Linked DNA regions of Mus musculus: region 2 is linked to region 1. Evidence: chromatin loops called from intact Hi-C (ENCODE). Cell type or tissue: left cerebral cortex. All regions are shown on one strand. Links, peaks and the distances in the headings refer to the core of each region. The heading gives the core; the rest is flanking DNA.

Region 1 (16,198 bases), core at 3,969-11,968:
GTAAGCACTCCTACCTCTGGAACATGGAACATCTCTCTACTCCTAACTTCTCATTCTGCGGTCAAAGCTGTTTTTCCTTAGTTGTTACAATTTGTTTCCACTAATTGTAACAGCCTTTAAAAAGGAAGACAAATGTAACTAGAACAAACTCTTTGACATTTTTCCTTGGTAAAGCTATGGAGGAGAAAGAAAAGTCACTAAATATTTGGGCTACCTCCATTTTCTTGCCAACCAATGAGACTACTGGATAGATAGATCCTCTTCCAGATCCAATCTTCTATTTGAAACCATGGCTTGCAAACCACCTCCTATGGCCCAGCCAGCTATGAAAGTCTTTCATAAATTTAATGATTCCACAATATTCTATAAAAATAACCGGCAAAGAATATACAATTGATGCCACCATGGCTCTGTTACAACACAGGAGACATACTCTCTAGCTTTCCCAAATGCTTGCTGCCCCTGACTCTGATCTCTGCTTATACTTCATGGCAACATCATAGGACATGGTACCATTTTCTAAATGAATAAAAATGCACACCAGAAAAGCTTGGTGATTTTTATAAAGAAACACAATTAATGACTACACTGAGTAAAAACATCATGTCACCCAATCCTCAGCCTTGACCAAAGGAGTCAGAAGAGAAGAAAGAAGTTAAAATAACTGGATAAAGTGCCTTACCCACTCCACAATTCCCATGTAAATCAAGGGAATCAAGGGATGGGTTCCTAATACTCAGGCTTCCAATGAAAATGACTAATCCACCCAAGCCTGGGGCCTCTGGGTTCATCAGCTCTGCCAAAAGTATCAAAGGATGGAGCCAAGCCTGACAGCTCAGGTTGGATTTCCAGACACTGGGCTCCTCACATCCAGAGTTGAACATATTAGTTTACCTGAGGTGGTCACCGTTAGCCACACAAAGCTTAAACCTGGATATTCTTGTCAATTATTCAATATTTTATTCCTCTGGGGAAAGAACCAAACTTAGTAGAAAATTCTTTCCCTGGAAGACCAAATGTATTCTAAAGGTTGCCTAAGACAACCAGTGAATACCAGTGATGGCCTAGTTTGATAATTATTTACTTATCTACGACTGTATACAAGGAACCAGCTTGTTGGTCACTGTTACATGTACTGTTCATTTATTTGATTGAAGACCCACCTGCTATGCAGATAAACAGCTCCCTGGTTACTATTACATGCATTGTTTGTTTATTTTATTACGTGGTCAGAAGCATGAGTAGATCATGTATATAAAACAGCTTTTTGACCTTCTGTGATACTCAAGGAGCTATGTCTCCACTTCAGTGGGAAGAATTAACATCAAAAGACATAAAATGCTTTCAGATTCTTCAATAAGATAATAGCATGAGAACCCGGAGCTCCACCATGATGAACTCTCACTACAGAGGTCAAGGGCTCTCATTTACTAACCAAGAACTACTAGGTCTGATCTCACATATAGCTAAGAAGGCCACTGAGCCTCTGGCATCCCTAGCTCTATATGCCAGCTTGCATGCATAAAAGCTATGCCATAGAACTAAATAATTTGCAGCGTCCTTTCACTGGGTAGCTATTATGATAGACCAAGATCTGGGCCACAGATGAGGGTTTCTCATCTCAATAGTGATCCTCTCACTTGATCCCACTCTTGAAGAAGGAACTTAAGCTTGCTGCAACAAGAAATCATGCCTAAACGAAGGTATGCAACTGGAGAAGCTTAGAGTCCAAACATGAAACTAAGCTGAAGGACTCTGCACACAGCACCCGACCCTTGAATAGTCTGCCGTTTCACTTCCCGAGTGAATGAGAAAAACTCCCTGACACACATACCAAGTGACTTGTCAAGGTTAAACAAACTGCTAATTATTAGCTTAGAATTGAATTTGAACTAGTTACTAACAGTCAAGGGAGATGACAACTCAGAAAACAGAGGCAAAGACAGTGACTCAGAACAAGCATGCCATAAATCCACACAGGGTGAGCTAAGGACCGGCCTCCAGGCTCTCTGCTCTACCCCAGCACGGCAGGAAGGGGAAAAGTAAAAATGGTACTTGTCTCTATCTGACAACACATCTGACTAGAAAATTACAAAATCCAGAAGCTCTGCGTCAGCCAGTGTCTCTGTGAACAAGGACAAGGTTGTTCTAAAGCTAATAAGAAAAGACTCTTTCAGGGGCCAATGTAACTTTGGAATACATGTTTGTATATGTACATGTGTGTATATGTAGACATATGTGTGTATATGTGTGTGTATTACAAAAACCTAAGAAAACAAAAAAAAATTAATTTTCCAAAAGAGCAAAATAGGAGAAACCACATTCCCTATGACATAATAAGATATCGTGAGCCCAGAGAAAGAGCAGAAAAGTCAAGAGAACAGAATAGAAAAAAAAATGCAGAAATAGCCCAATTACTATCAGACAAATGAAAATGGCAATTCAACAGGGAAGGGACAGTTCACAGCCATCTGAACTACATCAACTGGAAATGTGTCAACAAAAACAAACCCAAAACCCTCAGTGCAATAGACAGTGTACAAAACCTGAGCTCCAAATGGACCTTGGGTTTCAAGGTAAAGGTACAGTTTCTAAGCAGGATCACTGAGAATCCTCAGGGCCAGAGGTAACAAGAGTTCTTATGTATCAGAGGCATAATCTGTAGGAAGAATAACAACTAATAAATAATATTCCAGGGCTGGAGAGATGGCTCAGCGGTTAAGAGCACTGACTGCTTTTCCAGAAGTCCTGAGTTCAATTCCCAGCAACCACATGGTGGCTCATGACCATCTGTAATGGAATCGGATGCCCTCTTTTGGTGCGTCTGAAGATAGCTACAGTGTGTGTATATATATATATATATATATATATATATATATATATATATATATATATAATCAAAAATATATAATATTTCATCAAATCAAATTTTTCTGCCCTGTTTAAAAAAAAAAGCCCAATGAAAGAATGAAAAAGATGAATTACATGCTGAAAGAAGTAGTGTCAAATGAGATAACTGGGAAAGTCCTTGTGCGTAGAATACATAAATAACTCAACAGCCAGTCACAGGAAGGCAGGGTAGCTCAGTGGAGAACAATCTCGGCTTTACCAAACCTGGGGTCCTGAGCTCAGTATCTGGGAGCCACTTGGTGGAAAGAGAAAATGGATTCCCTCTGAACTCCACAGGCAAGTACACACACACACACACACACACACACACACACACACGCGACCACTTGTATGGCTAGTGAACTCAAGTAAGTTCTCGCATGTGCGCCAGCATGGCTTCCTTGGTTATGAGAACACTGTAGAGTTGTATAAGTTGTTAACAAGCAGGCAGGCGGGTGTCTATAGACTCAGCCAAGAGTACACTGGAGTCTCATGCTCATTCCTCGGCAACCCCCTCTAACTATAACCATGTCAAAGTGCGATCCCATAAAGTCCTTTACAGATAGCACGAGGAAGAGTCATAGTTTACTGCATGCTCTACAAGCCAGAGAGGAATGCTAAGGAATTAGGGTCACATTTTATTTTTTTCACATTTACAGTTGGAGAGAATGGCAAACTATGCAGACGAAAAATTCCCTTCAGACAAACCCGATATTCACGTAGGAAGAGGAAGAATTTCCTCCTACACATCATCATGAAAGGAATATTCCAACTGAATTCAGTCTATCGGCAACCCTAGAAAGTCTCTCTCTGTTGCTGCATGGCAAGCCAGGGCCTTTCTATCCTGGACAATCTCTCGGTCATTTTCATGAGCACATCCTAACACTAGGGGGTGCTCTTTCTGATACGATGCTTCACAGCTAAGGTCAAACTGCCTTTACCAGGAGGCTTAGTGAATTGAGGTTAAACAGACTCAGGGTTGGGCTCTTCCGTTCTTGCTCTGCCGCTCCAGCGCTTCATGGTTTATGGTCTTGGATTCCCCACTCCTTGGACACAGATGCATTGATTCTTAAGACCTCCAGCTGCATGGGAGATACCCAGCCAACCTCACAGACATGCAAGAGGACCTGAGCTCACTTAGGGCTTTGGGTGACAGCTTCCGCTAATCAAGAGGCATTCCCTTCGTTTGTTCTGTACCTACAGTCAGGACTAAGTGTCAAAATGCCATGAATACCATCAAATACCACCCTCCCATTTCAACTCAATTTTAAGAGTATTATTGCCACACACACATACACACACACACACACACACACACACATAAACACATGGATTTATTTGTTTGTTCGTTGGTATCTAGAGGGGAGTGTTGAGCCAGTCCACACCTGGGGAACTTGCTGGGTATATATATATAGGATCTCAGCTCCCATATGGTATATAGCTCTCACACAGCCAGTAATCTGAGACACTGACTTCAAAGCTGTGGGTCAGTGTAGACTAGAAGTCTGTTTTAGAGCTCAGAAACGTGAGCAAAGAACTTTCCTCTCAAAGGGCTGAATGTATTTTCCAACAGCCATGTGCAAACTGAAGACCTTGCTCACGGGTCCAAAAAAATTGAGCCCCACAGCAAGCTCGTAAAATACAAGTGTTTGGAATGGAACCATCATCCGGCCAACTTACGTGGAACTGGTCTGAGGCTGTTCAAACGCTTCTTTTGGAATCTTAAGGCCCGGGTTTCGCTTCTTGCCTACGGGGAAGGACATAAGGAAAAAGTTAAAGTTCACCTTACCGCAAAAGAGCGAGGGAAGAGACTTCCCAAGCAAAGGGAGAAAGTCAGCAAAGGCTCGGAATACATCTTGCTAAGGGAGCAGCCAGTCAGGGCCAGGGGCCAGGGCACCACACAGCTTCTCAGAGGCAATTTGGGGCCAGAAATAGCAATGCCTTAGACCCAGGTGAGCGTATCATAGTGGAAATGTCCATTCTTGCTGGGAGTATGCCAGCAAACACTTGCCTGCATGATCCCCAGCGCTGAAGAAGAAATGTCAGCTCTTTTGCTAAAGAGGTGGAGCCTTCCTACTCACTGAGACAACTGTCACAATACCTTCTTTGGCTGTTCCTTTATACAGTAACTGTGATGGCAGAGGACACTGAGTCTAAGGTGGGACATTTTGGTTGTTTATTTGTTTCCGTTCTAACTGCAAGAAAATGTAGTCACCTTGATCCTAGTTTTCTAAATCGGAGAGAAGTTGATAGATGTGATGGTGGAAGTGAATACAAAACACTTCTCGAAGCTGAGTCATGGTGGCACATGCCTTTAATCCCAGCACTGGGACAGAGGCAGGTGGATCTCTGAGTTCGAGGCCAGCCTGGTCTACAGAGTTCCAGGATGGCCAGGACTACACAGAGAAACCCTGTCTCAAACAAACAAACAAACAAACAAACAAACAAACGATTCCTCTGCTCTTCTATCTATACACATCCTTTGGCTGTCACTGAGAGGCTGAAACACTGAAGAGAGTCTGATTAACTACTGGGAGCATGCAATGATACATTGACTCTGCTCTAAAAGGACTAGGTGCATGCAAAATGATACATTGACTCTGCTCTAAAAAGGATTAGCAGAACAGCCGGGATCCTGCCTGGAGGTTATCACCCTCTGTGGGGGTCCAGATGGGAACTCTGCTGTTGCTCATCCCTGGGCTGAAACTACAGGAGTGTTTGGCTCAGGCACCTTTGCTGATGAGTCAAAAAGACCAGACTAGGAAATGTCAGCTTAGGAACCATGTGGGGGAAATCAGTCATGTTAAGGACCTGGGAGTCTCTTCCTAGATGTAGATAGCAGGTATCTGAGTTTGGCAGAAGTCGAAACAAAGATGGAATCTTTCCTCCTCTCCCCTTTGTATTCCAAGTGGATGCATCAGTGCTGATACAAGCCCTGGATGAGATCCTAGTAAACCTTAAGGCATAACATAACTTAAGAAATGCATGGTTTCTGCATGCAAATGAACTCCGTGGCATCTTCAGCATCACAGAACGGGCACTGACATCACAGCATGTGTGCTGAGGTCTCTGGACACCCGGCATGGAGCTCTTCCCACTATTCTATCAGGGCAAATGTATAGAAGCGGTCAGAGGAGTGAGATGCAGGAACACGGAATTGTGAGTTTAAAAATCACCAGGTTATTTCTCTGACCAAATGACCTACAGACCGTCCTTTTTCAGAAGATTCCTTTTTTAATTTTACCGGTGTGAGTGCTTTGCCTGCGTGTATGTCTGGGTGCCACATGCATGCCATGTCTGAGGAGGCCAGAAGGCATTCATTGTATTCCCCCTGGAATTGGAGCTACAGACTTTTGGAAGCCACCTCCTGGATGTTCAGAATAGAACACAGGTCCTCTAGAAGAGCAGAGAGTGCTTTTAACCAAGAACTGGCTTTTAACTCTCAGGCTCCAGGGTTGTAAAATCCAGAATAACATCAATATTTACTTCTCTAAACTAAATGTAAGAATCAAACCAGACAGGACATGTGAAAAATATTGAGCCAAAGAACCCTTCCAGTATGATCATATAGAGAAGCAATCTATGTGTCTTATTTAAAAAAAAAAAAAGTAAGAAATCCATGACTAAGACGGGTTATGTTATTAGAACCCTAAGACCGAGTATAATTGAGCTTTTTCTAAGTATTCTTTCAAAAATTCAGTACCTAGATCAACTCAGCAGGCAGTATAGAGGCAATGGTAGTCAGTAATCAGCACAAAAAAAGCCTTTGGGGAGCATCTTTTAGTAAACGGCTTTTCTCAACTATCTCTTCATTTCTTTCAAGCGATCTAGAAGAATCAGTCAGTGTACATCATTTCTCCCTCCCCCTGAATCTCAGAGGCCACTCAGCACATATTTATCAAGGTAATCAGCCCTATACAATGTGGGCTGACAAAGTATAGAACTTTTCACTGTACTGCTGGGTGGCTATGTCTGACGCTGAGATCCCAGATACACGGATGGCTTAACTCTGAGGAGCCCCATCCAAGAGTCTCGGCCACAAGACAAGGAGATGCAAATGGAGAGGAGTCACTCCAGGGAGGAACCAGATGCCCTCCTTCAAATCGGGACAAATGGCTAGCGACACAAGCAAAGAGGTAATCAGAAAAGCACAGCAAATATCACAGCAAATACCACCACCTTAGGGTCCTCCCAAATGAAACAAAAGTAAATATAGCCTGCCTGGAGTAAGGGCTCCCAGTGGTCATTGGAGGAAATCTTAGACAGAAGTTATTCGTCCTCACTGCTAACTTGGGTCCTACATGTCAGGTGTGAGGAACGATCAGTTTAAATTTAGAGGAAAATCACCATTTAAAAAGTTTAATACACCAGGAGGGATGCTTAAGCAGCAACCAGTTATGACACCATAAGGCAATAAATTATCAACACATCCATTCAAAGACAGAAAGACCGGGAGGAAGGAAGTGAGCAATGAAGGAAGAGAAGGGGGTGGGGAGAGATCTTTGGGGACAGAAACCCAAAACAGAGCAGATGACCAAAACAATAACACAGCCTGCCTGTGGTTCTCCCCCAACTTCCCAAGTACACCCAGCACCTCACACCACTCTGCCCCGGAATTTGCAGCCTCTAGTCTCCTCTGACATCCCACTCTCTATAAGTTAGACATTTTCACAGTGTTCAAAGTTTTCACGAGTATAAATTTTCAAACCATTCAACCCCTGACAGCAACCAGAACAAACCTCAGGAGACAGAGCAGCCGAACATCACTTAGAAAAGTGTCCTCTTTTCTTAAAGATGTAAACCAAGGCACTTGAAAACCACACACATCTCTACCACCTTCCAGAACTTACTTGACCATCTCCAGAAGCTTCGTTGGCTTCCAGGAGGCCTGCAAAGCTGCAAACTGCAAAGCTGGCAGAAGGAATCCCAGCAGAAGCCATCCTTTGCTAAGCTCCAAAGCCGGCACGCTTCAGCTGGAGGCAAAAAAAAAAAAAAAAAAGCAGGCTCCGCCTCCTGCTCTTGTGCGGTAGCAAAACTCCACAGAGTTCATTGTTCCAGGGCAGTGGAAGCCACTCAGGGAGGCAGAAGGTTAGCATGCCCATTCAGACACCCAGGGGTGGCATTGATCATTAACCAGCCCAGCAGTTATAAATGGGAGCCCAGTGCTTTTGATAAATAGCTCTTTCATTTCCTAACAGAAAGAAAAACAATAGGTGGTCGCTTTCCAGCTGTGTTTATTTCAGGGCAATCTGTTCCCTCAAGGAGGCTGCCAACACCTCGTGCTCACATTTAACACTGGAGCTGGAGGGGGAGGGGGGGGGGGACGGGGGGGGGGGCGGGGGGGGCGGGGCGGGGGGGGGAACACGAAGGAGAGAGATGAATAGCAAAGTTAAGTGTCCAAGAACGTTAATCGACCTTTCCTTTGATAATCCAAGCCAGAACTTGTTTAAAGTCAGAAAATGGGCTTTACCTTAAGTGAGAAGAGAATACAGGGATTCTCAGAGGGAATCTTGTCTGTTTCTTGTGTGCCCTTTCCTTGGTACAGACTGGAAAAGGGGAGCCAGCCTGACTGCACACACACACACACACACACACACACACACACACACACACACACACGACACACACCACACACCACTCACACACACCACACATACACACACAGTGTTTCATCAGCATGCGCACGCAAATGTGTGTTTATGCGTATGTACGTGTGCGTGCATGTTTGGGGGGGGGGGAGTGTCTCGGAGAACAGTACCCTCCCAGCACACACCTTGGCTACATTCATCTTTAAACCAAAGCCAGGTCATGCGGATTCAGAGGCAAAATAGTACTGGGATGAGAAAGAAATTTTTAGAAAGAAAAAAAAAATTACTAGGCCACATAGAAGCATCCTAGCATCGAGTGTACATAAAATGATGGGGTACAAATGAGGTCCCCGCCCAGTGCCCGCTCGGTGGGGGTAAGCACAAAGGCCTTTTCTGATGTGTCTCATTACATAAAATACAGGGCTATGCTCTGGTGCCAACCCAAACAGCATGCAGCCCCACGCGGCTGGCAGAAGGTGCCACCAAGAGATAATCGGGTGTCTCAGAATTTGTCAGTGCCACTGAAGGCTGGCAAGCATGACTCTGGGGGTCTGCGACTACTGTCATGGCTTCCCAAGAGGAAGAACTGCAGGTCACCGGTGCCAAGTTTACTTTTTCTATCGTGTTTCCTGGTGTGAATGGGACTTCTAGCCAAGTTCCTGGGGACCTGGAGCCCTTGGCTGCCCTCTCCCAACAACTTGCATCTGGCCTCCTGTTCCAAGTGTATCTGGCAACAAAGCTCACAGAAAAGTGTCATTAGGTGCCATTAAACTACAAGGATCATATGCAAATCGGCTAACGGAGCCCAGAGGAGGCAGGGGGTGCAGAGGTAAAGCTGCCTTTACACAAGCCACTAGGAAGAGGACAAGGAGCCCCAACCAACACAACTCCACAAACCACATGCTGTTGCACATCACTAAGTCTCGGCACGGAGGGCAAAATCTCAGGTGGGTGGGAGATTACACAAAGTTTAGAGAAGAAAAATTGGAAAGCTCGTTTGAAAACTTAGAATCATGTTAATTAAGAAGGCAGAATGAATCTCTTAGCAGCTCACCTGTCCCTACATGGTCCCCTCTACAGGGAGAGCTCCAGGTGCTAGCAGATTCAACCTTCTGAATTCAGCACATCCATGGAAACCCCACAGAACCTCCCAAGCCCTTCCCCAGTTCTGTGAAATAGGTCTCGCAACTACCATTCATTCGCTGTCCTCAACGTATTACCTCCGTGCTTTTAAGTTCACGTTTGCCTATTACTGACTTACTGTCTGTCTGTCTTCCCCTCAAGAGCGTAAGTTCCACAGCAGCAGCAAAAATTCTGTCCAGTGCCCTTCATCATAAATATCTGTTTACTGAATGGTCATTATCCTTTTTGTGGCTGTTTGAACAGAGCAAACCACAGAGAGGCATGGGAGGGGGAAGAAAGAAGGAAGGGAGGGAGGTAGGGAGGGAAGTGGGAGGGAGGGGAGAGAGGTAAGAGAAAGGGAAGAAAGAAAAGGAGGAGAGAGAGAGAAGATAGAAAAGGAGGAAGGAGGGAAGGAAGGGAGGGGGAGGAAGGAAAGAAAGGAGGTAAGAAAAGGAAGGAGAGAAGAAGGGAGGAAAAGAGGAGTGAAGGAAGATGAAAATGATAAGGGAGAGGCAGAGGAGGGGGAAGGGAAGGGTCCTTTGAGCACCCAGTCTCCACAGGCACTGACAGAGTTCTTTAAATACACTGTGTCAGTTGAGTCTGTGAGTGGCGTGGTGTGGCTGTCTATCAGCTCCAGTTTGTTTCCTGGAACTTTCTTTAGGATCACACTGCAACTGAGTAGCAGAACTGGTGTCTTGGTTTATTTTCCTGTTGCTGTGATAGCAGAGCTGAACACCAGCAAATTAAGAGAAAGGCCTTGTATCAGCTCACAGTTCAAAGTACAATCCACAGTAATGGGGAAGTCCGGACAGCAGGAGCTTGAAGCAGCTGGCCACATTGTAGCAGTTAGAAGAGAGCCACAAAGACATGTAAGCTATTGCTTGCTCACTGTCTCTGTTTTATGCAATACAGGTTCTCTTGCCCAGTTGATAGCCTGATCCACAATTGGAATGGTTCTTCCTACAGCCATATAATGGAATCAAGATAGTCCCTTAATAGAATACCCAGGGTCCATTTCCCAGGAGACTCTGAATCATGCTATGTTGACAGTTACCACAATCCATCACAACTAGGATTTGAAATATGGTCTCTTTTTTCCCCTCCATTAATTTATTTATTTATTCACTTTACATCCGGATAGATAACAGCCCTCCTCTCCTCCTAGTCCCCGCCTCACGTAGCCCCTCCCTCACCCTCCCCTCCCCTTCTACAATCTTAAAGATGAGTCCTCTTCATTTGGCTTTTTCTTTTCTTTTCATATTTCCCTCCCTCCTTTCCATATCTATACTTTAAAAAAATTTTTTTTTTAAAAATATAACGTTAGCAGAATGTGTTCTCATAGGCACCTTGTGACTTCCAACGACATCCTCGGAGCTCCTTCCCTTGTGTGACTTGTGCTAAAATTACATTTCTCAACAGCTCATACAACGTGAACCCCAGTCAGTGTGCCCACCAACAATGGGAGCAAGTCCAAATCTATAGACTCAGGATTTCTAAGAGTGTGACCTCAAAACTAACTCTCTCTCTCTCTCTCTCTCTCTCACACACACACACACACACACACACACACACACACAAACACACACAGTTTCTATTTCTCTCACACACATTCACATATTCTCTATCTTTCTCTGTCATACACACAAAAACACACATTTTAAGCTCCACAGTAACTTAGATTCCAGCCAGGGTCGAGAACCACTTGCCCAGCATAGAGTAAGTCTAGATAAAGTATTTCAATCTCACCATTTCTCACCTAATAAATGCTAAAACCCCTGTCCTCCTAGGCACCTGATACTTCCCCTACAACCAAGTAAGTTGTAAGAGTTGAAAAATTAAATTCCTGGAGGCTGGAGAGATGATTCAGGTGGTTAAGAGCACACATGGCTCTTCTAGAAGACCAAGGTTCGTAGCCAGGCAGTGGTGGTGTGCACCTTTAGGGCCAGCACCAAGGAGGCAGAAGCAGGAGAATCTCTGAGTTTGAGGCCAGGCTGGTCAACAGTGTGAGTCAGAAAAGCCAGGCCTACACAGAGAAATCCTGTCGGGGAAGAGGGAGAGAGGGAGAGAGGGAGGGAGGGAGGGAGAGATTAAAAGAAACCTAGAGAATCCAGTTCCTAGCACCCATATCAGCCAGCTCATAGCTGCCTATAACTCCTTCTCCAGAACAGATAATACCCTCTTCTGGACTCCTTGGGCACTGCCCTCTTATGCACGTACCTACCCAAAGGCACGCTAATTACAATCAAAAATAATAAAATAAATCTTTTTTAAACAACTAAATTCAAAGTTAAGTTCCTCACTGTGCTAACTGAGTCGCTGAACTGAAACTGGCAATAATTCACTAAAGTAGACATAACAAGGTGTAAAATTCATTACTATACAAATTCTGCTTTGCAGGAGTCAGCAGATTGGAAATTCCAATATTACAATAGCTGTGAACTTACGTTGCACTCTGAAGGAGAGAGCAGGGAAGTCAGACACAGAGAAAAAAAAAATGCCTCACAGAGAAAGTGGAGCTATGGGTAGGTAGCCTTTAATAACTGACTTAGGGGTACATGAGAGCTCACTGTTGTGATGGTGAATCTCAGCTGTCCTCTTGGCTGGATTTCTAATCAACTAAAAGAAGCATCCCTTATCAATTCCTTAGCTGACACCAGAACCCAGCTTCTTGGGTGAAACGAAGGACCAAAGTTCTCCAGGAGTCCTCCAGACCATCACTGCAATCCAGGTACTACAGAGGCGCTTGCCCCAATGGACAGAGCGGCTACCCGATTCTCATCCTCTCATGCATCATCCAGCTAGACTACCTAGCCCATATCCTGTAAACCAATCTAATCTAGAACCCCTGTAAGGTATATTTATTCTGTGAGTTCTTCTCCTCTAGAGAACCCTGACTGATAAGCATCTTCACCACCCCCCACCATCGCTGGGATAATCTTGTGCACTGTATAAAGGTTGTCTTTGCTTTATTCACATGATTTCTGTACCAGCAGAGTGTGTTAAGTACTGTCCCGACTTTGGTATTGCTATTCTAGTTGCTCAACACCTGCTCCATACTTTGTAAACATTCTTCCCCGTCAGCTTCTGGTTGGTTTAATAAAGATCTGATGGCCTATAGCAGGAGAGAAGGGGAAAGGTGGGACATCCAGGCAGAGATAGGAACTCTGGGAAAGAGCAGGCATCGGGAGATTCACCAGCCAGAACTGGAGGAAGTCGGATGTACCGGGAAGAAAGAGAGGTAACTGGCCATGTGTGGAATGTGGATTAGTATAAGCGAGTTATTAATCTACACAAGCTAGTTGAGAGCAAGCCTAAACTATAAAGCCTAAGCAGTCATAAATAAATATAAGTCTCTGTGTCGTTATTCAGAAGCTGGGTGTCAAGACAGACCATCGATCATCATCACTACTACCACCACAATCTCCATTACTACCATAGCACCATTATTACTCTTACCATCATCATCAACACCATCACTATCATCATCACCACCAGCAGCAGCAGCATCCTCAAACATCATCACCATCACCATATTGTGTCCCATAAACAAGCATGCAATTAATACCATGAGTTTCAACTCAGAAGTACTAAATGGAAAAATACTGGAGGAGCATCAGACACATGGTGGGCAAAAGAAGCTCAACGGTGTGCTACAGGGAAATGGAAAGAACTGACAGTAGAGAACGATGAACAAAGCAGACAAGGAAACAAGAAAACGGAGGGGAAAGAAGGTAGCCAGGTAGACAGGGAATCATGGTCCCGTCAGAGAGTACGTCGATATGTGAGCGCCCAGAATGCTGCTCTTACAGTTCCCTGCGCTGGGGCACTTTTTTTTAAAGACTTGGTGCGTTTAAAGTATTTTCTGTCTTGTTAGCATTTTGGCGCTGACCACATGCTCTCTCGAAACAGCCCAAATATAAATCCCGGCAAGGCTCTCTCTACTTGCGGTCTAGAGTCAGTGCGAAGGGAGGAGGCTGGCAGGAGCCATGTGGGGAACCCCCATTGCATGGCTACATCTTCCTTATTTAGGGGCTACTCCGTTCACGAGCCATTATCAAAAGAAAGTGTTGAAAAACAGCGCTCTGAAAGGAAAATACGGAAACAGATTGGGAGGAAATTTAGGGATGTGGTTATCTTTTCAAAATGCACCCTGAATTTTGAAAGAGTTTTAGACAGGTTCATTTTTATGTTGTTTGTTTTGTTTTGTTTTGTTTTGTTTTTTAGATATAAACCCTGAAATGCTTACAATGGTGCGCTTCAAAGAATTGCTTCAAAATAATGTGGACGACCGGAGAGACAGGCAAACTGGAGATAAAAGTGAAAAAGGAGTGGCCATGAGCTGGTAACTGTTGAAGCTTGGTGATGAAGGCTCATTAGAGTATGTTACTTTTAAGTGTGTCTGAAGTGTATCAAAATGTTTATAACAATGAAATTGCGTGGCTCATTAGAGTACCTTACTTTTGAGTGTCTCTGAAATGTATCAAAATGTAAATAACAATGAAATTGCCCTCCCCTGTGTGGTCTCCATGCCCTAAGGCAGGAGCAGGCTTTCCTCTTCCTCCATGAGTAGGTCAGTACCTCAATGCCCAGAGCACTTAGCCTGTGCTGGGGCAAAGCAGGGGGGGGGGGGATTTATTAAATAAATTGGATAAATGGGCAGGAAAACCATAAGATGACATCCAGCCCTTTCTGTGGGTCTATGGTACAGTCTGTAATATCTCATGCTCCCTGACAAGACGGTAAAGAAATAGTAGTAAGAAAATTTGGCAGTACCTTTCAATCCTAACTCACACTCTCCAGCTAAAACAAACAAACAAACAAACAAACAAACAAACAAACGCAAACTAATCCTTTGCCCTGTCATGATCTGCATAGGGAGACCAGGCATTGGTAAGAGTCTGGTTTTCAAAATGCATCCTGGTAACAGACCACAACAGTTTATCTTTTATTCAGCTATGGATTTCCCTGGCTTCCTGCTTCACTTAATGGTGGCATGTTTTCTTAGGGCTCCAAGATGCCCAACTTCACAGGAAGGACTCCTGGAAAGCCACAGATCTGAACTATGAGATTCTCTGGAAAGAGAAAGCCAATCTAATCTATAAAAGCAAATTAGTTATTTTCGACGTGGTTCGCTTTGTACTAGTAAACTAATATTTCAATAGCATTTCAGAGTCTCATGTAGGCCTTAATGGGAACATTACTCAGTCCTATAGAAAAACAGAAGCCTTCAGTCTGTACTCCTGAATGAGTCATGATCACTGTAATGAACAAATATCACTTCAGGCAACGTCATAGCTCAGTGTGTCAGAAGAAGTCACGTCCTCTAGTCTTGGGCAATAAGTCTAGAAACTGTTTTGGGTAGTCACCTTCAGACATGTAAACCAGTTCATCTCCAAGACTGAACACAAGCAAAAAAGCACACTGTAAGAACAGTCCTCTACTCTCTATATGATCACAGGGACAAGTGAAAGATATAGATAGGTTCATATATGCTCCCCTAGTGTCTCATACGTAGTGCTACCTAAAGATTATCCCCAATATGGTTACAGTGTCTAGTCAAAAATCTAAGGGCTAGAGAGATGGTTTATTCCTAAAGAGCTCTCCATGTTTGGTTCCCAGCAGCCACATGGTGACTCAGAACCATCTGTAACTCCAGTTCCAAGGGTTATAACATGCCCACCTCTAGCCTTCAAGGGCACTGCATTCACAATGCACAGGCATACACTGACACAAAATAATGATGTATACAAATTTTATTTTTTCAATTTTAAATATATATGCACATACAAAAGCATATGTATATTTTTAAACATATATATGCACATACAAATATATGTACAATATATATATATGCAGATGGTTTATTTAATTATTCCTGGATATAATAGTCTTATAAGATCTCCTTTACATTGTGAGTTTTTTGTCTTTTGTTTTGTTTTGTTTTTTTATCTTCGGTGTATGAGAGTTTTGCCTGAATGCCTGGTTCCTGCAGAGGTCAGAAGAGGGCATCAGCACCCCTAGAACTAGACTTACAGATATTTGTGAGCCACTATGTGTGGTCTGAGAACTGAATCCAGGTCCTCCAAATGAGCAGTTAGTGCTCTTAGCCAGTGAGACATCTCTTAACACTACACTGCACATTTTTAATGTATTGACTATCACTGACGTTACTAATGGGAAACTAGACATTCTTACTATTAGAGAGCAGGATGAAGGTTTGAGGGAGGTACTCCAGATTTATGTTGGGGGGGGGGGCAATGATTTTTAAATCTTCAAAAAAGTTGTTATATGCAGTAAATTGGAATACAGCTTAATAAGACCCTGTTTTTAAAAGGGGTGGGCTTAGGAGGGGCCAATAGAAAAGGACTCATTAGCTCTGAGAACTTGAGAGCTTCATCCTTACAGTGGGACTAGCAGCACCCACTACAGCAGATTGAAGGCAGCTAAGCAACATTTGTACTGACACTGGATACACAGAAGCTGGAAAATTAAAAGCTGAATTACCAAGCAAGCTACACTGCTGTTCTGTGGTTGGTACTGTGTTGTGAACAAATGGCTGTTCATGAGAAAACGTGGTTAAACACGTTTGAATTTCTTAG
Region 2 (16,198 bases), core at 3,212-11,211, 80 kb after region 1:
TAAACAAAACCGAACCTTGAAAGAGTTACGGAAGCACAAACATATGTGAAGTTCACCTACCCAGCAAGATCTCTCCAAGGAGATAGTCCACAAAAGGCAAACTGTAATTATAGAGCTTAAAGCTCAGAGCCGAACTCAGTAAGCAACTGGCAGTCAGGACGGGAGCATTTGCAAACTCTCTTTTGGCAGAGAACTGGTAAGAAATCCTACCACCATGATTCATGGGTCACCATTTCTTGGGTGATGAATAATAAGCTCGGATAACTATATCATCAGCCTCCTTCCTCCCCGCCCCCTCCCCGCCCCTCAGGCTGCTCCCCACAAAGTAAACAAAATGGGAAATGTAAAATACACTAACTTCTGAGGGAGCAGGGAGGAGTTTATTATAAACGTGGATGAACGGTGTTGCTGTGTAGCTCAGTGAAAAGAACTTTGGACAAGGAATCCCAAGTCCCCTTTACCCGTGGCTGGAGTATCAGCAGGGACCGAACTGATTCTAAGGCTTTGGCCCGCTTATTTGCAGAGTGCCAAACCTGTGCTGGGGACTCTTTTCCTATCCTTAAGTCTTCTCAGGAAGTCCCAGGATGCATAGGTAGGTAGGCTTCCTGAGAGTTAGCTACTGAATGCATCACACCTGCCTGGCAGGTAACTTGGGAGGTCAACACCATTAACTGTAGGCTTAGTTGTTTTAATGATGTAAATTTCAATCAACGGTTCCTTGGAATTAGCCTTGTAATTAAAACTGAAACAATCCATTATTTTCTATCAAGGCCCACAAAACAACCAGGTGCTACCTAAAAATTACTTATAAGACTAAAGAAAAGCTAGTTTTTCTCAGCGGAGGCAATTAGAACTCCAGACACACCCAGAAATAGATTATTTTTTCAGGCAGGAATTCAAAGTAGACGATTGTAATTTCTTTCTGATTTTCATGTGAGTCTGGACAGCAATCGACAGTGTAAACATACTGAGTTTACATTATAAAATATGTGATATGTACACAAGACATTTTGGTCAAAAATAAAATTAGAACTTATCAAGGAATGAAATTATTTACTTGTATAGAACCGAAGTTTTAATGTATGATTATCCAACTGCTACAGTCTTGGGGTTTTATGGCCTAACTATAAAAATAATTTTATCTTTATGTGAAAATGTTCAAGATATATTTTATGAGGGGGGAAACAAATGAAACAGAAATGTCAAGAAAAATGAACATTTTCAACTTATTACTTCAAAAAATGTAAGTAGGAATCAAATATAAATACCATTTATCAACTGGCCAAAAGTAGTTGGCCAGCACAAAATAGACACCATGGGGTGCATAGGTAAGGTGTGTGTGTGTGTGTGTGTGTGTGTGTGTGTGTGTGTGTGTGTTCTGCTTTTTGTTTTGCTAATTTTTTGTTTGTTTGTTTGTTTTATTGATATTTTTGTAGTTTGCCCATCCTAAGTTTGGTTTGTTTCTGTTTTTGCTTTCAGAGAGAGAAAGAACATGAAGTTGGATGGTAGGGAGGTAGAGAGGAGCTCGGAGGAGTTGCAGTAGGGGAAGAATACCATCAAAAGATATCATATGAGAAGGTTTTTAATGCAAACTTTAAAAAAAGAAAGAATGAATGAACAAATTGAGCTGCTGTGCAATAAGCTAATTCCAAGGAATTCCTTGCAATGCTGTTTCTGCCTACAAATAAAATGGCAGTTGTGTGAAAGCCCGTGGAAGACTGTGTGTGTGGCTGTGTTCTTACAAGTCAAAACACTCACAACTATAACAAAAAGTGAGGTTACTGCGTGTGTACTAGTGTGGGAAGACAGCCAAATGTCACGGGAGAGTTTAAGGAAAATATCCCAAACAGTAAAATAACACATGTAAGACTGTGTGTACAAAGATAGTTATCAAAAGGGAACAGCAACTTATCCCTGAGAAGTTTGAGGTTGTGTGTGTGTGTGTGTGTGTGTGTGTGTGTGTGTGTGCACTCGTGTGCATGCTCACAAGTGCAATTTTTGAGATACTCACTATGCAGCCCTGGCCGGCCTAGAACTCACGATGTTGACCAGGATGTTTTTGAACTCACAGAGATCCACTTGCCTCTGTCTACCTAGTTTCAAGATTTAAAAGGCATGCACCATCAAAGTTAGCTCAAGTTGTGTGCTCTCATCATGAATTTCCTCTTTGGTTTAAAATTTTCAAGTAATATGGACCACTTATATACTAAGGATGGTAAAAGCCTGGTTTTGAAACAGAGAGAAAGTACTGGGGGATAAAGGAGAAGTCGACATTCACAATCTGCAGTTGACTTCCTGGAATTCAGTCTCTTGCTGTCATTTGCCCGGGAATATGTGGCAATAAGTGTGAAAGAGTCTTGAAGAAAACAGGTATTGAAATTCTACTTAAGCAAATGCAATGGAACTGGATACTGCAAACATAGAGGTACATGGATTCAGACACACTTCATAGTACATTGGTGAAATGAAAAGTAGTCTAGTAGGCACTAGTGGGCCACATATCTTACATTTTTCAAACTCATAGGCACAGACCAAAAGCCTAAAGCATCTATGTAACAATGTAATATGCAGGCATTAGTCATTTTTGTTTTCCTTTTCTATTGAATATTCCTATAATAAAGAAGAATAATAAAGAATAATCTCAACCCTTGTGTCCAGAAACTGCATCACCAACACACACACACACACACACACACACACACACACACACACACAATGCTGGGCAGTGGTGGCACACGCCTTTAATCCCAGCACTCGGGAGGCAGAGGCAGGCAGATTTCTGAGTTCAAGGCCAGCCTGGTCTACAGAGTGAGTTCCAGGACAGCCAGGGATACAACAGAGAAACCCTGTCTCGAAAAGCCAAAAAGAAAAAAAAAAAAAGAAAAAGAAAAAGAAGTATTATTTATAAACATTTTAAAGGTTTAAAACTACTCCTTGTAAATTTTTTAGGTTTTAATAGATGAGGGGATGTTGTTAGAAAACAATAATTAATAGTATTAATCTGTGAAAAACTGAGAATCTCAACCCTTGTGTCCAGAAACTGCATCACCAACACACACACACACACACACACACACACACACACACACACCATGCTAGAAAGAAGAGAAAGCAACACCAACACAAAGCAAACAGGAGGCCCAAGGTGCCAATTCTGCCTTGGTGTCCTGAGACCAACAGAGTTATAAAACACACCAGCTCAGATTACAGGCTAAGCATGACAAGTCTGCCTGATACGACCCAACAAAGGCGTGTACACTGAATGAGAAATGTACACATCTGGTGCTCCCGGGGAGAGTGAATTACAGAAGCAGAGATTAACTCAGGAAGGCTGAGATGGTCCCTGCCATTTTCCATGTCCCTTCTGAAGTACAACTTGGAAGCATTTCTTACATGACTTACTTATGACTGCATTCAACTAAAATAAGCTCATATTGTTTCGTGGTTTTTTATTTCAAGGTGAATAGAAAAAGAAGCAAGAAAGACTGGCTGCTAAAGGGGTCAAATTTATATATTTTCAGGTAAACCAGGAGATGCTAGAACACCTTCTATTCCTCAGAAGACCATTTTGGCCGATCACAATAGCTTTCTCTCCGGCTAGTGTAGATGACACACTTTTCCTGTGGCTTGCCTTCCTGTAATATGCAGGAATTCCGGCACTCTCTTGGACCCTTCCTGTTAACTTACATTTCAGATTTCCTCAAAAGGCACACTACTGCTTTAATATTTGAAAAAGAAAAAAAAAAAATGTCAGCTCAACCCCAGACAGCTAACACAAACAAACTGAGAAACATACCACCTAAACTTACAACTGTGGAAAGCAGAATCTCTTTTTAAGAAAATTCTTTCTTGGAATCTCACTGTTGGTAAAAGGCTGAGGAGAAGCAGCCCAGTCGTTCCAGCTCCTGGGCAGTCTGTAATTCTTTGCCTCTGCTATGCCTTAAATTAGAGGTCTGTAAAACTGAATTACAGTGATCTGAAAAGTTCGTAAAGGTTCGTGAATTGAACATGCTGTTAAATTCTTCATACTGTGAGACTGTACCCACCTCTCTCCGTTCCTCCCATTTCATCTGGCTAGAGTATTAGAAAGAAGTCTGGAACTAAGTAGAAAAAAGGGGGGGGGGGTGCTTTTGGCTATTTGAAGTCAGCCTTGCTGAGCCAGGCAAAGTCCACATAAAAAAATCCAGGCCAAGACCCCTGGCCATTTCTAGAATAATTGCCCACATTTTTCCACCAATAACTTTCCATTTGGACAAACAAACCCTCATGTTCATACCAGATATAGTTTGCAAGCAAGGTCTGGTAGAAGAAGTTCATCTACATAAATGGAAACTAACATGAAGGACCACCCATCCTTGATTCATGATCAAGAGTGTATACATACCTCCCTGTTAGCTTCCAAAGGAAAAAGAAAAAGCAAACAAACAAACAAACAAAAAAAACAAACAAAAAAAAACATGACCTTCGGGGAAAGTGATTTATCTTACAAGTAAGACCAGAAACTATGGAGAGAGGAAGTTACTTTAGAGCCCAAGGTCCAAACTGGGTGATGGTAAGGTCAGTTGGATCTCAGTACCTATAGCCTTCCTCCTGCAGCTTCCTTACAACTCACCAAATAAAAGAATCATTATTGCCTCGAAACTGTGGTAGGCCCGTTTCTCTTCAATAGCTGGGTTTTTTTTTTAAATGTTTTTATTATAATTCTGTTTACTTATTCTGTATGTAGGGGGGTGTGCGTGGTGAACTGTGGAGGTCAAAGGACAACTTGTAGGAGTTTCTTTCCGCCATTTGGCTTTGGAGGATGGAATTAAGATAGTCGGCTTGGCAGCAGGCACCTTTACCCATGGGGCCATCTCACTGGCCCAATCTGTGTCACAGAAATGTCCTCACATTCTTACTTTCTCAAACCAGACGCTAATTCTTGGAGAAAAAGACTTCATTTTAAATATTCTCATGTACCCCCAAACTCTATGCACATAACACATACATGCAAATATGCATGTGCATGCACAAATAATTATGCATACATGTATCCAGACATAAGCATGTATTGCATACATACATATATTAAGCTGAATTGAATGCATGAGTGCATGTTTACCAAATACAAAGGAACTAGAAGTTATCTCTTTAGTGTTGCTATAGCATGGACTGACTTTTGTACTCTCTGAATTCTCTGCTCAAGAGTTTGGGTTTTCCCAAGCTAAGGAATATCCACACCTTAAAAAAAAAAAAAAAAAAAGCCAACTTCTAGGTTCATCTGCACATTTCTGAAACAGGTAAAATATTTCCTCCTCCCCTAACATTAAACACAAAACAAATAAAGAACAACCATAAACAATCTTACTTGAAATTCTGAAGAGCAATCCTTTTCTTCCCCGGATCAGATACATCGTGTTCATCCGGTAGAATTAAATGGTATCACACCTCCAAACACAGTGTGGCCAAAGCTTATTGGATACTTTAATGTCCCCAGATCTTGCTCTAGAGGTGGCCCCAGTTAACCTAGCACACCTCTTCATTTTGGGGCTTTTCTCAGATGCCATCAGATTTCTCTATGTTAAGGAAGATTGCTCTCGAAACAAGCCATTAAAGGTCTTCCAGCAGGCACCTAAGCAGCTCTGCAGTTTCTCCATGCAGGACTTTTTTTTTTTTTTTTTTTTTTTTTTAGTTCCCTCTACAGAACATCAGTAAGTTTGCAAAATACAACCTTACAAAACATTTTTTTAATTAAATTTGAAAAAGAAAAAGAAGGCAACCATAGTCCTGAACTTCTGACCAAGTCTATGCAGTTACACACTTAGAAGATTTCACTGTAGTTGCCAATGAGACAGTAAAGTCTCAGGTTTGCTCTAATGCTCACAAACACGCTCACCCCCTGAAATCCTCCCCCACACACAAAAGCATCTTCCAAATGGCCAACACATTGAGGTCTTCCCCTCTGCAAGCAACTGATACAAAGTATAAAACCTCGGAAGAGCAAGACTTTTTTTTTTAAATAATAATAATAATACACTGCTCTCCAGACTTCACCTTTACTTCCCTTAAAAAATCAAAAGTTGCCTAATGTCCACAGCGAAATCAATAAAAATGTAAGCTGAATGCTGCCACCGCAGTGGTTCCTTCCCCCCAAAGAATAGAAGATCACAGAAATTTCCTGCTAGTTTAAAGCGAGGTTTGCCTTTCATCTTCACCTCTGAGACTTTTTGAAAGTTTGGATTCCTGTTGCACACAAAATTACTGTGAATATGCGTGCATACTAAAGAAATGTACTATTATATAAAGCATTGCACATTTGGACGCTACCAACCTGCTATATCTCTCCTGACCGTGCAAAAGGCAGAAAGGCTCGGTAATCCTAGCAGAAGAATGCAAATAATGTCAATGCACAGCTCAACTGCAAGCCCTGCCTTACAGGAACTCTCTGTGTCTGCAAAAAAAGAAAAAAGAAAAGAAAAGAAAGAAAAGAAAAGGAGAAGAAAAGGAAAAGAAAAGGAAAGAAAAGGAAAAGAAAGGAAGAAAGAAAGAAAAAGACACACACTAAACAGGAAATGCAACTGAGCTGTGGCAAACCTCAAACTTAAAAATGCAATCGCCGGGCGAAAATTGCATCCATGCATTCACGAATGCATGCATAAGCCTTTGCATTTTTTGCAACTAATGCAAACAGTCTCTTACCTTTCGACTGAGACATTTTCCCCTTTCCTTTGATGGGGGAGGGGAGCACAAAAGACTTTGCCTTGCTTCTCTTCTGTAGCTAGTTTTGCAACAAAGATGCAAGCTGCAGGCGTGCAATCTTCATGCAAGTGGAGTTTCTCTTGACCGATGCAGCAGATGGACTTTCAGGGAGTCAAGGTGGAATTGCACACCTTGCAAAACAGTCTAGAAAGTGATTTTTCCCCCAGTTGCAACGTTAGGGAAGGCTGTGCTGCAGCTACATGATGGGCCAGGGCTGGCAGCTAAAAGCTCCAAACTTGGAACTGAGTATCTTAGTGCGCAGACGTCCTTCCTGCGAAAGGCGCGAGGCCTGCTGGGTAGTGTAGTTCTCCTGTAGAGTCCACGCGTCTCTGATTTAAGGAAACGTGCTCCTGTAGGTGGCTGAGCTAGATGACTGACTAAGCGCGACAGAGATCTCAGATAAACATCGCACGTACACTCTTTAGTAAGGGAAGGGTGACAAACAGCGCGGTCCATGATAGGAGGCTTTTTCTGTTCTAGAAAAACCCCTGAATCAACAGCTTAGAGAGCACAGGGGTAGCGAAGACGCTTTTGGCACCCCTAGACTAAGGTCTAATTGGGGGTTCAATGTGGCTTTTTTTTTTTTAAACCGGCTCAGTATCTGTGAACTGCTCTGTCTGTAGACCGTTCACCCTGACATCTCATTTCACAACAAACATTTTTCTTGAATGGAGATTTTTGGGGTGATTTGACTCTTCAGACAAGATACAAAGTTTTTTTTTTTTTTTTTTTTTTTTTAATAAGAAGCGATCCAGGTCAGTTCTTTTCAAGAAAGCAGAATTTCAATGCTGGATAGGGATTAAGGAAGAGAGATTTACGAAGTTTCTCATTTCTTACACAGTTAGACAGGAAAATTTGTTTCATATATATCAAAGGCCAATTTTAATCAAAATTAAGGTATTTGATTTTTTTTTTTTCTTGCCTGAGGCAGGCGGGGATGAAGGAAAAAGTCCCTGGCCTTGAGAAGAAAGGGCGGCTGGTGGAGAACAGTAACCTTACGTGAATAAAGTCTACTATCTTGAATGTTTTTCAATACCATCAAGAGATGTTTGTTGGAAGTCCAGAGTTTGCTAGGCATCTTCCCAGGCTTTGGATTTTTCCTTTTTCCTGCAGTGCTTGAGCCTAGAGCTGGACTGTGTCTTGGTGGGGGAAAGCCTCCCGCTTCACTGGGCAGTTGGAGATGCAAACCTTCCCTGAAAGGGGTACAAATCGCAACACCCCCACCCTCACCTCCACCCCTTTCCCACCCACTTCATTTCGAGGCAGAGAGCTCGGGCTTGGCTTCCATTGCGCCTAGTAGAACACCTTCAGGAATGTTCTTTCAGAGCGAATAGGGAGGGAACGGTGGTTTCAGGCATCTGATCTATAGGCAAATCAGTGGGGGAGTAAGGGCCACCTGTCCATTCCTGGGACACTGAGAGTACCAGGTTGCCTTGTATACAAGCGTGGTGGTGGTCAGAATATACTGGGTGTGCGGGATTATTACAGGGCTTTAACAGCTTGGCCTTAACTCAGAAGCTCGAGGGTGGAGATAAATGGTTTTGAAACCGGGGAACTTAATCAAAGCATTGCTTTAAGAATGTAAATTTTCCCTTAGTGATCTAGGTGGGTTGGAACTGGGAGAGGCTAGAGATAGGTCAGGTCAATTGTGGAAAGCCACAAGAGCCACTTTGAGAGAAGATTCATGTGTGAGGGCTGCTAATGAAAATGTCTGGAATTGTATTAAGAATTCTAGGAAGCCAGGACCATCTGAGTAATGCCGGAATCAGAGAGAAAGCTACCATGTGTCCTCTCCTCCCCCCCCCCTCCGCCCCACCCTTGCCCCCTCCCCACCCCTGTCCCTGCAATGCTGGAGATTGAATCTAGGGCCTTAGGCATTCCAGGCTTGCAAGCTACCAATAAGCCACAGCCCTGGTTTGGTTTTTATTTTTTTATTTTTTCCTTTTGAGGCAGGATCTAGCTGAGTTACTCAGGTTGGCCTTTGAACCCAGTCTGTAACACAGACAGAGTCTGAATCTGTAATCCTCCTGCCTCTGCCCAATCCCACCACAAGTTAGCAAATCAGCTCTTAAAATAAAAATGCATTCAATTGGGGGAGGAAGGCATAAGTTACACCCTCTGACCTTTACTGACATTCTTTTGTTGTTGTTGTTGTCGTCGTCGTCGTCGTCGTCGTTGTTGTTGTTGTTGTTGTTTTTAATTCTTGAGATCATGCCTTGGCTGGCTGGCTTACAACTCAGTGTAGAATTTACAGTGATTCTCCTGCCTCTGTGCCCCTGAAGTGCTGGGGGTTATAGGCATTTCCCACAATTCCTGGCTTCCTTTACTGATGTTCAGGAAAATTAATCAAGGCGACTTCACATACAGAGGGGGCAGCATCTGCCTGTGAGAGAAGAGCTTTCTGTTCCATGTGTCCACTTGTAAGGACTTTCTTTTGCCTTCTCTGTCAGGTCTACTCCCTGCTATACCTTCCCACCTTCCTTCTGCATATAAGCAGGCTTAGAGCCTCCTCCTTCGTGGGCCTTTAAAGTCTCACTGAACCACCACATACATGTGTAGTGATCCATTTCAACACACCCCCATCTTCCTTCTGGAACAATGACAGGAACACCAGTTTTCCTACAGGTCCTGAGACAGCTTCATGCAGACTGGCTTAGCCTGAGCAACCACCTAGAGCTGCCTGTCCATTTGTATTGTCAGCAACTGCCGTAGCTAGCTCTTTAATGAGCCTGCTCCTATTTGTAAAGAGAGTTCCATTCTTTTGTTACAGTTATTTAGTGTGCATACAATTATTCAGTGCGCAGACGTGTGCCTGCACACACTCACACACATTTGTATACATGCCTAACATGGAGCATATGTGAAGGTCACGGGAGAGACAACTTAGCAGGAAATCGTTCTCTCCTTCCACCGTTGTGGGTCCTGGGAATCAAACTCCGGTCAGCAGACTTGATGCTAATTGCCTTTACCAGCTGAACCATCTCAGCCACCCTAGAAGACTTCTAATCTCAGCTGGTGTGGCGCATCCCTGCTGCTGCTGCGATTTGGCATGTTCTTTGTCTGAATGAGCGCACAGTCGCTACAGCCCGTAAATGGAGCGCATTCTGCAAATCAATCTGCCACTCACTCTCCACGGAGACAACGTGAGGGGCAACAGGCGCTGAGCATCTGCAGACGCACGCACGTACACAAAGCACCCTTTTACCCTAAGCCAGCCGAACCATAGACTGCGAAATGACAGAGTGGGCCGTTTGTCTTAGAGATCCTGAGTTCTGAGCGGGCTGCTGGAAGGACAGGGAATTCAAGCTCCCTGAAAAGGTTTAGAAAAGAGGTTCTTCCCTTGGTGGGAAAGAAGTCTTTCTCCTCCCTTCCCTCCATGCACGGTCAAGAAATTGTTCCCTTGCTCTGCTGGATTGAGGTAGTGTGCGAAAGCAAGAGAAAAATTCCGGTGATTTCTTCACAGGTTCACCGAAGGTTTATCTTGTTATTTTCCCGACTTCAGATCCTTCTAAAACGCAAATCTGACAAGTTCTACTTATATTCAGAGCCAGTACCCCAACTTCTTGATATAGCGCGCCATTGGCTGTTCCATGCCTGAGCCCTACAGAACTTCCTGGGTCATTTCTCACCCCAGGCTGATACCGTACCCGGGAGAAGGCAGGATTTCTGGCTCTTTTGTATGTACTTGACCCTCTACCCGAAAGACTCTTTCATTAGCTGATGGTTCTGATTTGTCCTTGACTATTCTCACTATGCTCTGCGTATCGAGGCTGTCCCTCCCAGCACCCTCTCTATGAACTGGGTGCACTTTCTAATTCTGTAATACCTCACCTGTGGGTCTTACCCAAGACTCATCTCAGGGCTGACAAGTGTTCCTTTATCTGTGTGTCTCCGCAGGTGGCTCTGATCCTAGAGATCAGAGATTTGTCCAATGCCCCTAATTCTCAGTGCCCAGCACAGCACTTAGCACATCTTGCGCTCCAAGACCTTCTGCAGTCCGACATGAAGTAGAGGGGGTAAGGACCTGTAACCTTGGCGAGCCTGGAATAACTAGATTCCAACAATAGAGCTAACACCTCAGGGGAACCCAGAACACCTGGGAAAACACCCATTCTGTCAGACTGAGAGTGTGACATTCTTGGAAGGAGGCCCTTGGGTTAGGTCATACTGGTTTCTGAAGCTGTTATTATGAAGTTACAGGTTGGTGAGGGAGGAGGTAGCATAAGTGTCAGGAATAATCCGGAGGTCAAGGAAGGTACCTGCTATCACTTAGTGTCAAGAGCTGTTTGTCAGTTTTGCCTCCTGGGGAGGTTTGGCAATGCCTGCCTTATTGTAATATGGAAGATTGGGAGAGGCTGGCATATACTAGACAGGACAAAGGAATGCAATCAGCATGCCACAATACACAGGAAGTCCCACCCTCAGCAAAGAGCTATCTGGTTCAAATGCCTGTGTCGAGTATGGGGAATGTGGTTGCATAGCATGTGATTTCAGTTCTCCCTGTAAGTTAACTAAAACCAATGAGTTTTGGTAAGATGCAGTTATTTGGATGTGAGAGATTTAGATTCTAATCCTGGCCGTAGACATGAGTTGTGTCTGCTGAAGCAGATCCTTTCACCTTTATGTGATTCTTTGGTTCCCACTGTAAATCATGGAGGGTCAGCCTCTGTCACTTTCAGCTTTTCATGGCTCCCAACCCAGCTCACCTGTCTGCTGAAGCCACTAAAGATTTCAGAACAACATTTTTTTTTAATTAGCTAAACGTCTTTCTATTTGGCAACTAGAAGGGTTCCTGATCTCTTGTTTGGCAAGACAGGGAATAGCCATCCTAACGACACATCTTAAGAGACGAGACAAGAAACGCTCCTATGACATTTTGCAAACTGACCTCCCAGGGAGCAGTCCGGATCTGAGCAGTTCCACTTTAGCAGAAGTGTCTGGTAGATATCAGGAGCAAGGGAGAGGACAGTGGTGACATTAAAGCTGTGAGTAGAGAGGGATCAAAGGTGAAGTGTGATAGGGAGAAGCCCGAGGGGAACTCATTTAGATGGTCGCTTGACTGTGGACAGAATTTTTTAAGGCTTTTTACAAATTTTTGTGCATCTGTGTTTGTCTATGTGTGGGTAAGTATCCACCAATATGGGTACCTGTGAAGGCCCGAAGATGGTGTCTGGTCCCCAGAAACTGGAGTTACAAGTGATTGTGAGCCAACTAACGTGGATACCAAGAGCAGAACTTGGGTCTTTTGGAAGAGCAGCCTTCTTAACCATTGAGCTATCTCTCCTTCCCCTTGTAATTTTTATATATATATATATATATATATATATATTTTTTTTTTTTTTTTACTTAAAACATCCTACTGAATGATTAAACTTGGCTCACCTTTGCTGGTAGTGTCCTCCCCATTTTGGCACAGGTGTACCTGCTTAGCCTTATCTCATTCTCGGCAGTCTGATTAATATAATATTTTTTTGTTTTGTTTTGTTTTTTTGTTTTTCAAGACAGGGTTTCTCTGTATAGCCCTGGCTGTCCTGGAACTCACTTTGTGAACTCACTTTGTAGACCAGGCTGGCCTCGAACTCAGAAATCCGCCTGCCTCTGCCTCCCAAGTGCTGGGATTAAAGGCATGCACCACCACTGCCCAGCAAAAATTAATTAATTTATTTATTATATGTAAGAACACTGTAGCTGTCTTCAGACACACAAGAAGAGGGCGCCAAATCTCATTACGGATGGTTGTGAGCCACTATGTGGTTGTGAGATTTGAACTCAGGACCTTCAGAAGAGCAGGTGGTGCTCTTAACTGTCGAGCCATCTCTCCAGCTATAATATTCTTATTAGGACATGAATTTACATATCACTAGCTCTTCAGAGTTCAGTCTATGGCTCTGGCTTATCCTGGTCTCCATTTTGGTGTTCATTTTCCGTGTTCTGCCCTCCATCTGAAGTCATCTCTCCTATAAGGATGTCCTTGATATTTTAAAAGAATCCCCACCATTCAGTTTTAACTCCATTTTAGCTCTTGCAAGGCGTCTATCTGGTGAAAGGAAGGTACCCTTACTAATATCTCACAGTAATCGTACTTGCATACAAATCTTACCTTTTTAAAGATTTACTCTTTGTTTACATATGTCTATGTAGGTGTGTGCGTGCGTGAGCTTATGTGCACCATATGTGCGCAGAGAATCAGGGAAGCCAGGAGAGGGCATTGGAGCCTCTGGAGCTGAAGGTACAAACTATTGTGAGCCACCCATTGTAGGGGCTGGGGAGTAAAGCAATGTCCTCTGCAAGACTACTGAAGTGCTCTTAAACACCGAACCATCTCTGCCAACTCACACTGCTAACCCAGTCCTTTGGGAAGACATCCTCGCTTGACTCTCTTTAACCTTTGACTCTAAGCTCAGCTGCAAATGGTCACATGTCCATTGGGTCCTTCCAGGTTGCCATGGAGACAATATAGACTCAGCTTGTACTTGTTCATCCGATGTGCACATGAGTTTACTAGCTAGATAATAGATCACTATCTATTAGCTTAAATTGGCCATCCTGTTAAAAGCTAAAGTAATGCTTGCATAGGGATTTGTTAGAAGAAAATTAATTATGATATTTAATTTAAATATTTTAAGACTCCAATAATGACTCTAGTTTCAAATTTCTGTGAGTGAGCTTTCCTTCATAACTGGCTGTGCTTGAAAGATGCTGACTCAGTCCTCATCTGACTGCATTCTCAATTGAAGTGTGTGTGCGCGTGTGTGCATGTGTGTGTGTGTGTGTGTGTGTGTGTATGTGTGTGTGTGATATGAATATTGGATGTTCCCTAGCAACTCAGAAGTCATGTAAAGCTCCAATATAATATGATTTTAACCTTTACTCCCAAATCAGAGTCCTGGATAGGAATGTTATCCTGAGCTAGTGAACGAGTAGTTATCGTTTCTAGGAAGGTACAAGTGGAAACTATTCTACTCTGCCATGAAACCTACAAACATTTCAGGGCACCATTTGTGTGGAATGTTAACGTGTCGGGAAATAGAAAATACTCCAAATTAATTAAAAACTAACACAGGCCCCACAGAGATTTCTAATTCTGTTCAAGAGAAGAAATGGGGATAAAAACTTCTGCAGTATGTTTGTTCCATTTCCTCTACTTAACGCCTGCTATATCTCTCTTTTCATATGGAAATACATGCACACACGTGTTGCCTGTGCCCTGGATATCTCTCCATCTCACCCTACCTGCTCTTGGGGGTTGGAGGTGAGTTGGCACAGAGTCAGTGACACAGACTCCGGGAGCAGGTGAGAAACACAGTAGCAAGCTCCCCTGAGCACGGCTGAAAGCTCCTTTAATACCGCCCACCCATGCCCCCATTGGTCCCAAGAAAGCATCTCTTCTAAACCGCAGTTCCTGATTGGCTGGCATTGTTTGTACCAGCAGTCCTTGCTCTCTCAGGCAATCCTTGATTAGGTCCTTCTGCAGGAGATGCTTTTGTAGCTGCATGACCCCCTGGCGTTTACATAGAAACAGGTGTTCCTATGTGTTCCTGCTACACACATGTACATATATATTAGACACATGTATGTCTTAGTTAGGGTTTCCATTGCTGTGAACAGACACCATGACTGAAGCAACTCTTATATAGGACCCATTTAATTGGGGCTGGCTTATAGTTTCAAAAGTTCAATCCATTATTATCATGGTGGGAAGCATGACATGCAGGCAGACGTGGTCCTGGAGGAGCAGAGAGAGAGTTGTACATCTTGATCTGAAGGGAGTCAGAAGACTCTCTTCCATTCTGGGCAGAGCTTAAGCATAGAACCTAAAAGCCCACCCCCACAGTGACACACTTCCTCCAACAAGGTCATACACTGTATATATTAATGTATATATCTGCATAATTTTCTCTCTGATACAGTACTGGTAGATAGCAGGCTCCTTCAAGATAAAACATTCCATCTTGGAAGGAAGCTTGTTAAGATGTAAGATATTCTACAAGTTGAGTGGGGGGAGGGGAGTGAAGGGGAGGATGTGAACCATTCAGTCTTTTAGAGAAGCTTATTAACACTTTAGAATACTAAAGAGAAGTGAAACATCCCAACCTTCAGGGAAGCTCCTTAAGTTTAGGAAGCAAACAACTCAAAAGTTCCAGGAAGTCCCTGAAACTGATCAAACTCACCAGTACCCTCCTTCCCCAGGCAAATATTAGTGTTAAAGAAAGCTGGGAGATTCTCAGAGTGGCCAAGCTGCCTGGGAGACATACTGTCCAACCTGTCAAGCTTCCAAAAGTGTGAAATAAGCTCCAGGTTTCTATTTTCCATGTTGAGGTGGACTTTCAGTGGTTCCACTGTCTTTGAGTCATTTCTACTCTTAAAAACAACACCTCAGCCGGGCGGTGGTGACACACGCCTTTAATCCCAGCACTCGGGAGGCAGAGGCAGGCGGATTTCTGAGTTCGAGGTCAGCCTGGTCTACAAAGTGAGTTCCAGGACAGCCAGGGCTATACAGAGAAACCCTGTCTCAAAAAAAACAAAAAACAAAACAAACAAAAAAAAAACAAAAAACAAAAACAAAAAAACCCTCAGACATACTCCTGTGAATAACTCAAATAAAACTCATTTGGTTTACCAACTTGGACTTTGGTGATATTCTTATTGTAGTTCTGTCCGTGGCTCCCTATGTAAGTGAGCCCAATGTTTGTTTACTTTTCCATAGGAAATAGTATCACACAATAAACAGTTATTAATTTCCTACCAGAATCTAAGCCCTGCTCTAACTTCAGAAAAATGTGAATAACCCCCAGCTTTGTTTTTTAATAAAAAGTAATATCTAAATCTGGGGTTCCCATGACATATACATTTGGTGCTCCTTTGCAACATCTAAATTGATCCGACACTTAACCAGTCACTGATTTGTACTCTATGGGACAATTGAAAAGGAGTGACGTGCTGTTCACCCAAACCCTCTAAACCTCCCACCCTGTACGTCTTTCAGTGGGGAGGCTCCCACAGCCTCTCACTGGTACTTCATCTTCTTTTAACTATAAAAGAAGGAAGATTCATGGTGGCTCCCTTTTCAGATGTCAAATGTATTTTGTCAGCAGAGCACACATTAAAAGGCCAAGAATGACAGTGCATGCTTATAGTCACAGTGCTGGAGAAGGAGAGACAAGACAACCCCTGAGATTTGCTAACTAGCCAATGTATCAGAATGAGTATGAACACACACACACACCACGACAAAGCTGACATCTTTTTATCTAAAGGACCAAAAGAAATATATATTGATGTGTTATAATCAATGTATTATATCCTGCCTTTTAAACTATTAATACTAAGACTTTGACTAAGGTCTATACTTTCGAGAGACAGAGTAAGGAAGGAAATGAAGCATGGCCCTTGGCGAGGATGTCTTAAGTCTTCCAGGTACTGTGCATAGCTTCTCTGTACGAAGGACACTAAAATGGAT

What was found. A loop is a pair of places that touch in the nucleus more often than their neighbours do. Peaks named below come from ENCODE experiments on the same cell type or tissue, not always from the same donor. Only the 100,000 strongest peaks of a DNase experiment are listed, where the experiment ranks them.
Region 2: it touches region 1 in a loop (2.6-fold over the local background); 6 of 42 quality-filtered maps call a loop at or near these places.

Annotation. Positions count from the first base shown.
Region 1 is chr11:110,470,977-110,487,174 of GRCm38, reverse strand. It overlaps Map2k6 (mitogen-activated protein kinase kinase 6), which reads right to left. Exons shown (of 12, transcript NM_011943.3): 2 at 4,570-4,636. Gm39446 (a long non-coding RNA gene) reads left to right here and starts at 10,402. Exons shown (of 3, transcript XR_880292.2): 1 at 10,402-10,468; 2 at 12,247-12,327; 3 at 13,824-14,056. In left cerebral cortex, for the core only: no CTCF peak of the experiment used is centred there; DNase peaks (open chromatin) are centred at 7,908, 7,933 and 8,951; H3K4me3 peaks cover 359 bases; H3K27ac peaks cover 780 bases.
Region 2 is chr11:110,389,906-110,406,103 of GRCm38, reverse strand. It overlaps Map2k6 (mitogen-activated protein kinase kinase 6), which reads right to left and starts at 7,002. Exons shown (of 12, transcript NM_011943.3): 1 at 6,679-7,002. The coding sequence starts at 6,694. In left cerebral cortex, for the core only: a CTCF peak has its summit at 7,114; DNase peaks (open chromatin) are centred at 6,319, 7,031 and 9,820; H3K4me3 peaks cover 2,112 bases; H3K27ac peaks cover 1,240 bases.